2 separate regions of the Homo sapiens genome follow, and region 2 is linked to region 1. Evidence: read pairs that join two places in POLR2A ChIA-PET (ENCODE). Cell type or tissue: MCF 10A. All regions are shown on one strand.

What was found. Peaks named below come from ENCODE experiments on the same cell type or tissue, not always from the same donor. Only the 100,000 strongest peaks of a DNase experiment are listed, where the experiment ranks them.
Region 2: POLR2A ChIA-PET joins it to region 1 with 24 read pairs; 4 of 35 experiments call an interaction of 5 or more read pairs at or near these places.

The regions. Positions count from the first base shown.
Region 1 is chr20:25,177,167-25,182,166 of GRCh38, forward strand. No RefSeq gene overlaps it. Among named protein-coding and RNA genes, the nearest start is that of ENTPD6, 16 kb to the right of the region's middle. In MCF 10A, a CTCF peak has its summit at 2,149; DNase peaks (open chromatin) are centred at 1,015 and 1,965.
Region 2 is chr20:24,998,579-25,003,578 of GRCh38, forward strand. No RefSeq gene overlaps it. Among named protein-coding and RNA genes, the nearest start is that of APMAP, 8.3 kb to the left of the region's middle. In MCF 10A, no CTCF peak of the experiment used is centred here; a DNase peak (open chromatin) is centred at 1,953.

The DNA of each region.
Region 1 (5,000 bases):
TGGTAGAGAAAGGGTTTCACCGTGTTGTCCAGACTAGTATCAAACTCCTGAGCTCAGGCGATCTGCTTGCCTCGGCCTCCCAAAGTGCTGGAATTACAGGCATGAGACACCGTGTCCAGCCCTGGCAAGTCTTTTGTGCCTCAGTCTTCTCATCTGTAAAATGAAGATAATAATAATTATCTCAGGAATTGATTTAAATAGTGCAGTTACCAAAGTCAAGAAACCTGGCAGACACTGTCTTAACTAAGTGATCAAAGTTAACATCACCAACAAGGAGACATATTGACATCACAGGCCTCCTGACAAGATGCATTACTTCTGTGGCATTACCACCGAAAATGTATAATCTGAATTTAATCATGAATAAACATCAAACAGACTCAAACTGAGAGGAATTCTACAAAGTAACTGGCTCGTACTCTTCAAAAATGGCAAGGCCGTGACATATACAGAAAACCCGAGGAACTCTTCCACGTTGTAGACAACTAAATGCAGCGTGGGATCCAGAAGGCAGTCCTGGGGCAGAAAGGATGGGGGAAAAGGAAAGAAATTTTTGGTTCTGTTTTGTTTTTGCTCTGAAAGACAGGACTGGTACAGTCAGTGAAACTTTGGATGCATCGATTGGATGGCTGTGTTGTGTCAGTGCTAAATTTCTGGTTTTGATGAGGGGACTGTGGCTGTGTAGGGGAGTGTAGGAGCCTAGGAAGAAGACGGACTCTCCAGAGGGAGAGGGCCAGGCCCAGTTAATAACTGTAGTTATTAAACTCTGGAGCAATTGCTGTCTGCCCCACACAGTCTATGATTATAGATAGTCTTGTTGCTTAACTGCTCAGCAGACAGATGCTTGATTCCTGGGGCCATTGCATATTTGTAACACCTAGGAGGTCTAAAATATTGGCAGGCAAGTTTGTTTATCCAACACTGAATGAGATCTGGATTTGCCAGTCACTGTGCCAAGCACAGGGAAGCAAAGGGACCTGAGGCCCAGACCCAGGCCTTTGTAGAATGTGCCCATTCCAGCAGGAGTGGCTGGAGGGCTCCCCACAGATAAGGACAGGATGGGGTGCTCTGTGCCAACTGGTGAAATGAGAACAACCGCAGGAATGCAGAGGAGGAAAAGGAATGTGTGTGGAAAAAAGACAAATGACACGGAGAAGTAGTAAGAGCAGAAAGACCCTGTTTAACGTGACCTTCAATGCATTTTCTTTGAGATGAGTGTGGGCTTGCCTGAAAAGGTGAGAAGACAAGATATGTTCAAGGCATTCAGCCATGATGGCACCATTACACTCCAACCTGGGCAACAGAGCAAGACCCGATCTCTGAGGGAAAAGAAAAAAAAAGAAAAAAGAAAAAAAAAAAATATATATATATATAATAATGACTTTTCTGTATTTAATTCATAAGTGAGAGGCTTCCAAACTTACCTTAAAAATGCACTATGTCAAGGCACAGTCTCTCACTTTTGACAGAACTTGTGAGGAAAATGCGAGCTGCAAAATGTTTTCCTGTCTGAGCCTCCTCTTCACGATGGGAATGCAGTGCTCAGGGAAACACATCCCAGCTCCATGAGAGAAGGGAGGGAGTAGACTAGTATGCTCTGAGCTCCCTTTCTGCTCCAAAACTCTAAGATTCCATGAGTTAGGGTGTCAGTGACCCTCCCCCAGTGGCCCTCAGACCCTAGCTTTCCAGCACCAACTCCAGTCAGCTCCAACTGCCTGTATCTCATCTCTGGGCCCGAAGGCTCTTTCAAGAACTTGAGTGTGCAGCAGGTCAGATATGCAGAGGGAATAGCACTCAACAATAACTGACAGGACCCAGTGTATAAACACTCCAGCACCCTCCTGCCTCAGGCTCAAAGCATTATGACTTATGACTCAAGGCATTGAGTCATCATTTGTAATAGAAAAACTTGGAAATATATGGCAAGATATGTAATAGCCACACAACACCTCTCTCTTCCTTTGGAGTGCAGTGGTGCAATCACAGCTCATTGCAGCTTCTCCAGCCTCAGCCTCTCCAGTAGCTAGAGGTCTTGCTATGTTGCCCAGCCGGTCTTGAAATCCTAGGCTCATGTGAACCTCCTCCTTGACCTCCCAAACTTCTGGGATTACAGGCGTGAGCCATGGTGCCAGGCCAAAAAAAAAATGTGTAGACAGCCCCAGCCTCCTCCTTGTGATACTATACTGCCGCCTAATGTCCTCTCAACAAATGACACCAAATACATTCTCCACGTGGATTCAGAAATTGTATAAACAAGGTTGAAGTTGAAACATTTTATTGTGATAGGAAAACATTTTGGAAACCAGTCTGCACATATGCACGTATGCTTGTGCATTTATGAAGTATATCTGGAGAACACAAATAAGCTGTTAACAGCAGATGCCTCCAGGAAAGGGAACTGGCAGGCTGAGAAATCTACCAAAATCATGGTGATGACGATGGTGATGACGTTATTTTGTATCTTTTAAATTTTGAGGCATACAATGTCCTGCTAATTGAAAAAAATTTTTAACTTAAAAAAACATTTATTAAATGTTGACGCTATGATGACTAAGGGGCCATCTTTTCTTCATTCATTGATTAGTGTTCTTAACAAATACTTACTGAATGCTTCCTGTGAGGGGGGCACTGTTTGGAGGAAAAACAGTGAGGAAGACACGCTCCCACCCTCCTGGAGCAGAGATGCTCAGAGGACTGCCCGGGACACCGCATGGTGAAGGTGGCCGAGCCCACGGCCTGGGTCTTAGGCTGGCCGGCCACGTGGAGCGGCACCCACCCAGCCCTGCTGCCGTGAGTCAGTGCCGTGGGGAGCAATCGCATGCATGGGCTTCAGACCTGCATTGGGCCTCTTTATTTGGGCACTTCAGCCTTATCCTAATTAATATGACACTTCACAAGCAGCATATAAGGGACATTTTATTCACCCAGCAGGTGCAGCACACACATTCTTCTCCAGTACCATGGAAAACTTGCAAAAAGTTACAAAGAGGGATACAAAGCTCATGTCAACAACCTCCACAGAGTGGATATCAGAGATGACACTCCCTGGCCCACAGCTCAATCAAGTGAGAATTCACTGATTAAAAGGTAAATTTAGAAATTAATTCAAAAATTTAAAAATGTTTCTTTTTTAATCTTTTTTTAAAGTTTATTAGCAATCTAAAAAAATACTGGTTATTTTTTTGACTTAAAGAAACCACTAACTTGCTAATCTCTAGGACATACAAGTTCCATTTATGGTCATGAACTTCATAGTAGGCCAAATGTAGGATTTAAAATCCAAGAAACAAAAAAAAAATTATAGAATTTTAACCTCACAATTATTTGAATGTCATTTTGGAAAAGTGCTACCTGAGACGCAGACACTGAGGACATACCTGTATGTACATGTTGGTCCTGACCTCCACCTCCCTTTGTACTCACACTAAGAAGTACCCCAGTTACTAGAGTAAACAGAATAGAAGGAAAGAAGCTGTGAATAATTACTTATGAGAAAGGGGACACGACCATGGCACAGGTGCTTCCTAACTCGTACTGTGACATACTCTCTCTTCAAAAACTGTCCTTAAATGTTTGAGGTGATGTATATCCTAGTTACCCTGATCTGATCATTACACATTGTACATATGTATCAAAATATCACATGTACCTCAAAAATACATAAAACTATGATATAGCAAGTTTTTTTAATACGTTAAGTTCTAGGGTACATGTGCACAACGTGCAGGTTTGTTACATAGGTATACATGTGTCATGTTGGTTTGCTGCACCCATTAACTTGTCATTTATATTAGGTATTTCTCCTAATGCTATCCCTCTCCCTGCCCCCTTCCCCACAACAGGTCCCAGTGTGTGATGTTCCCCACCCTGTATCCAAGTGTTCTCATTGTTCACTTCCCACCTATGAGTGAGAACATGCGGTGTTTGGTTTTCTGTGCTTGCAATAGTTTGCTCAGAATGATGGTTTCCAGCTTCATCCATGTGCCTGCAAAGGACATGAACTCATCATTTTTTATGGCTGCGTAGTATTCCATGGTGTACATGTGCCACATTTTCTTAATCCAGTCTATCATTGATGGACATTTGGGTTAGATCCAAGTCTTTGCTATTGTGAATAGTGCCTCAATAAACATAAGTGTGCATGTGTCTTTATAGTAGCATGATTTATAATCCTTTGGGTATATACCCAGTAATGGGATCGCTGAGTCAAATGGTATTTCTAGTTCTAGATCCTTGAGGAATTGCCACACTGTCTTCCACAATGGTTGAACTAGCTTACACTCCTACCAACAGTGTAAGTGTTCCTAGTTCTCCACATCCTCTCCAGCATCTGTTGTTTCCTGACTTTTTAATGATCGCCATTCTAACAGGTGTGAGATGTTATCTCATTGTGGTTTTGATTTGCATTTCTCTGATGACCAGTGATGATGAGCATTTTTTCATGTGTCTGTTGGTTGCATAAATGTCTTCTTTTGAGAAGTGTCTGTTCATATCCTTTGCCCACTTTTTGATAAGTTTGTTTTTATTCTTGTAAATTTGTTTAAGTTATTTGTAGATTCTGGATATTAGCCATATGTCAGATGGGTAGATTACAAAAATTTTCTCCCATTTTGTAGGTTGCCTGTTCACTCTGATAATAGTTTCTTTTGCTGTGCAGAAGCTCTTTAGTTTAATTAGATCCCATTTGTCAATTTTGGCTTTTGTTGTCATTGCTTTTGGTGTTTTAGTCATGAAGTCCTTGCCCATGCCTATGTCCTGAATGGTATTGCCTAGGTTTTCTTCTAGGGTTTTTATGGTTTTAGGTCTAACATTTAAGTCTTTAATCCATCTTGAATTAATTTTTTGTATAAGGTGTAAGGAAGGGACCCAGTTTCAGCTTTCTACATATGGCTAGCCAGTTTTCCCAGCACCATTTATTAAATAGAGAATCTTTTCCCCATTTCTTGTTTTTGTCAGGTTTGTCAAAGATCATATGGCTGTAGATGTGTGGTGTTATTTCT
Region 2 (5,000 bases), 180 kb before region 1:
GCCCTCCAGAGAGCAGGGTGGGTGAGGACACCCTCATTTCCTCACTCTGATGCTTGTGAGCCAAGGCAGCAGGCAGGAGGATTTTCGTGTCCCACATAGTTCTTGCCTTCTTCATAGGTCTGCCCTGTGCCTTCATAGCAGTTTATTCCCCTCCCTCCACTGCAGAACTCCAGAGCCTGAGCCAGCGCCTCCATTCCCTGCCTTTCTCCACCAGGCCAAAGCTCTGTTCTTCCCACACATCAGCTAGGTCAGTGTGACGTCTGTTCACTCTTCATTCTACAGATACCACTGGGCACTTTCACATGCTGGGCACTGCTATAGGCACTGGGGATTTGGATTGGTGTTATTCGCCGTGTTTATCAGTATGTGACTGCAGACGCAAGCTCTGAACACTCTCGCTTTCACTTCAGTAAGTGTCACAGAGCTCCTAAGTCTTTATAGGGAAGCAAATCATTTATGAACTCACAGGAGGAAGGTCTCCTGAACTCAGTAACTGACTTAAAGCATTTGCGTTTTCTCAGGGGCCAAGTTTCTCGCTCCACTCTTTGTTTACATGCACACACCAGAGAGGCAACCCTAAGGAGATGAACACCTTCTCCTTCCCTTCCCATGGCTCAGGTCCTGCTTCTCCAGTTTCCTTCCTCCGAGTGCCCTATGCCAGGAGGCCATGACAGTGTTGGGCTCCATAATGAGAGTGTGGGTACCTTCACAATGGCAGCAACTGGACTCAGAGGCATTCCATGGAAGGGAAAAGGAGCTGCGTATGCCAGGCAGCAGAGGCAAAGGCTTCAACCGGGCATCATGAATTGTGGCTGTGCTTTATAGTGTCACCCCAGAGGGGCTGAACTTTAAGACAGTGGCTCTCAACTTTGGCTGCATGTTGGAATCATCTGGAAAGATGCCTACGTGACACCCCAGAAATTCTGGTATCACTGGTCTGGGGTACTGCTTGTGCATTGGGAGTTTTAAAATACTTTTAAAAACTAAATTTGCAACAGATTAGCACTTTAAAAGCAAATAGGAAATAGAGAAATACGTAGAGCATTCCAATTTGGGGAACCTGAGTCCAGTGTCTCTGAGACTGGAGACCTTGGAGAATCACTGCCACCACCAATTTGTACTGGGGACCTGAGGGACTGCCCGCCTGCAGAAGACACCTGAGAGGCAGCTCTGGGCTGGGAGGGGCTGCAGGGATGCAGGTGAGACGCTGACGAAACACCCCTCTCCTCTGCTGGGCTGGGACTCTGCAAGGCTGTGATTTAGCCATGGGACACAGATTATGATCAGGAATGGGTGGGGGTGGCATCTGAAATGCTGATGTTTTGTATCATGACCTTGGAGGGGGTTACCTGGGTTTTGTTTTATATCAGCTTGTTTAGCTGCATATTTATGTACACTTTTCTATGTAAGTTTGTACACTTGTACACTTTTCTGTATAAGTTTGTTATATTCCATCCCCTCCCCAAAAGTCTAAAAAATAAAACAAAAACAAAAACACCTGTTGCCTAGCTTGAAAGTTCTCTCTATCCAGGTCCCTATCTTAAGTTGAAATAAAACTTAGGCTTAGTCAGTGATCTCCAAACACTGGTTGACTGGACCAGGGCCTGGCTGACTGTGCAAAACACCTGGGGAGTTGTTAGAATTTACAGATTTGAAGACCCCAGCCTCCTGAGAGTGGAAGGAGTTGAAACAGCATGGGACTGGGAAAAAGCACTGGACTAGAAGTAGGGTTTGCTTCTGGTTTGAGCTGTGAGGCACACTGTGGGCTGCCTGCCAGCATCATGTGCCTCTTCTGACATGCTGGCAGAACCTGTTTTTGTTGAGATAAACGTCCTCCACGTGGGCCAGTGTTCTAATGGAAGTGAGTGCCAGGGTTAGAGGTGGGTTCCGGTTGGTCTAACCCAGTGCTTCCCAACCAAGGGCCATTTTGTCCACCAGGGGACATTTGTCAATGTCTGGCAACAATTTTTATGATCATGACTAGGTAGGATGCTACTGGCATCTGTGGGGGGAAGGCCAGAGATGCTGCTAAACATCAGTGGAACATTATGCAATATTTTCCATTTAGATGATGACTAATTAGATAGACTCACACTCCCAAAGGGGACAACAATGAACAAAATATTTAAAGCATTTGCTTGAAGAAATCGGAGAGCCTGAAACTGGTGTGGAATTGCTGGACCAGGATCTGGGAACAACAGAGACCCAGGATGATGAGCCTGGTGTGTAACCACTTTTGTTTTTTTACACAAGGTCTTGCTCTGTTGCCCAGGCTGGAGTGCAGTGGCACAATCAGGGCTCACTGCAGCCTCAGCCTCCCAGGTTCAGATGATCCTTCTGCCTCAGCCCTCTGAGTAGCTGGGACTGCAGGCATGTGCCACCATGCCCAGCTAATTTTTTTTTTAATTTTAGTAGAGATGTTTAGTAGAGGTCTATGTTGCCCAGGCTGGTCTCGAACTCCTGAGCTCAACCAGTCCTCCTGCCTTGGCCTCCCAAAGTGCTGGAATTACAGGTATGAGCCACCGCACCTGGCCTTGTAGCCATTTTTCCCCTGGGTGTGTATGCAGCCTCCACAGGAGAAAGTTGAGATGCCAAGCCATATTTCTTTTTTTTCCTTTTCTTCTTTTTTTTTTTTATTATACTTTAAGTTCTAGGGTACATGTGCACAATGTGCAGGTTTGTTACATATGTATACATGTGCCATGTTGGTGTGCTGTACCCCTTAACTTGTCGTTTACATTAGGTATATCTCCTAATGCTATCCCTCCCCCCACCCCACAACAAGCCCCAGTGTGTGATGTTCCCCACCCTGTGTCCAAGTGTTCTCATTGTTCAATTCCCACCTATGAGTGAGAACATGCGGTCTTTGGTTTTCTGTCCTTGCGATAGTTTGCTCAGAATGATGGTTTCCAGTTTCATGCATGTCCCTACAAAGGACATGAACTCATCCTTTTTTATGGCTGCATAGTATTCCAAGGTGTATATGTGCCACATTTTCTTAATCGAGTCTATCATTGATGGACATTTGGGTTGGTTCCAAGTCTTTGCTATTGTGAATAGTGCCACAATAAACATACGTGTGCATGGGTCTTTATAGCAGCATTATTTATAATCCTTTGGGTATATGCCCAGTAATCAGATGTCTGGGTCAAATAGTATTTCTAGTTCTAGATCCTTGAGGAATCACCACACTGACTTCCACAATGGTTGAACTAGTTTACAGTCCAACCAACAGTGTAAAAGTGTTCCTATTTCTCCACATCCTCTCCAGCATCTGTTTTTTCCTGACTTTTTAATGATCGCCATTCTAACTGGTGTGAGTTGATATCTCATTGTGGTTTTGATTTGCATTTCTCTGATGACCAGTGATGATAAGCATTTGTTCACGCGTCTGTTGGCTGCATAAATATCTTCTTTTGAGAAGTGTCTGTTCATATCCTTCACCCACTTGTTGTTGGGGTTGTTTGATTTTTTTCTTGTAAATTTGTTTAAATTCTTTGTAGATTCTGGATATTAGCCCTTTGTCAGATGGGTAGATTGTAAAAATTTTCTCCCATTCTGTAGGTTGCCTGTTCATTCTGATGGTAGTTTCTTTTGCTGTGCAGAAGCTCTTTAGTTTAATTAGATCCCATTTGTCAATTTTGGCTTTTGTTGCCATTGCTTTTGGTGTTTTAGTCATGAAGTCTTTGCACATGCCTATGGGCTGAATGGTATTGCCTGGGTTTTCTTCTAGGGTTATTATGGTTTTAGGTCTAACATTTAAGTCTTTAATCCATCTTGAATTAATTTTTGTATAAGGTGTAAGGAAGGGATCCAGTTTCAGCTTTCTACATATGGCTAGCCAGTTTTCCCAGCACCATTTATTAAATAGGGACTCCTTTCCCCATTTCTTGTTTTTGCCAGGTTTGTCAAAGATCAGATAATTGTAGATGTGTGGTATTATTTCTGAGGGCTCTGTTCTGTTCCATTGGTCTATATCTCTGTTTTGGTACCAGTACTATGCTGTTTTGGTTACTGTAGCCTTGTAGTATAGTTTGAAGTCAGGTAGCGTGATGCCTCCAGCTTTGTGCCAAGCTGTATTTCTAACAGCTCTTTGTGAATGAGTGAGTTCAGGGACATATTTTATAAGATTCCTCCTGAGTCCTGAGATGCAGCCCGAGTTGTCTGTCACACCAGCTGACTCAGTCAAATACTTGTATTGGTTCTTGCTCCTTCCCTGTTCCATACCCCTCATTCCTCACATTTGTTCCTAGAATCACATCCGTAAGTAATGTACCTGCATGCAAGCCTTTATATCAGGCTCTGCTTTCCAGGCAACCCAGGCTAAGGCAGCAAGAGATACAGAAATTAGAATTGTGAGAAATTTCATCATATGGGAAGTTGGGGTCCTCAACAAAAGAAGAGAGAATAGGCAAAAATGATATTTAAAGAGATAATGGTTGAGATATTTCCAAAATGATACAGACATCAATACAGATCTAAGAAGTCCTGCAGAACCCAAGCAAGATTAAAAAAAAAAAGTCAACAAAAAATAAAACTGCAAAAACCAAAGACAAGGAGAAATATCAAGAGCAGCCAAAGGAAAAGTGGTAGATTAACTTTAAATGACCATTTGTTAGTTTGACAGCCAACTACTCAACAGAAACATGGGAAAACAGATACCAATGGAAATGAGATCGTTGTAGTGCTGAAAAAAATAATTAACAGGCTAGAGTTATACACCCAGTCAAAATATCCTTTAAGAGTGATCATGAAATAAATACTTCCAAGTAGACAAAAACTGAATGAATTTCTTATCAGCAGACCTTTATTAAAAGAAATGACAAAAGTCCTTTCAGGCAGAAGGTAAATTATTCCAAATGGAAGTTTGGAGGTATAGAAGAGATACCAAAAAATGATAAATATATGGGTAAATCTAAGTTAATATTGTCTATATAGAACAATAATAAGATGCATACAACTATAATAATACTACCTTGTAGAATTAAAATAGAGAGAAA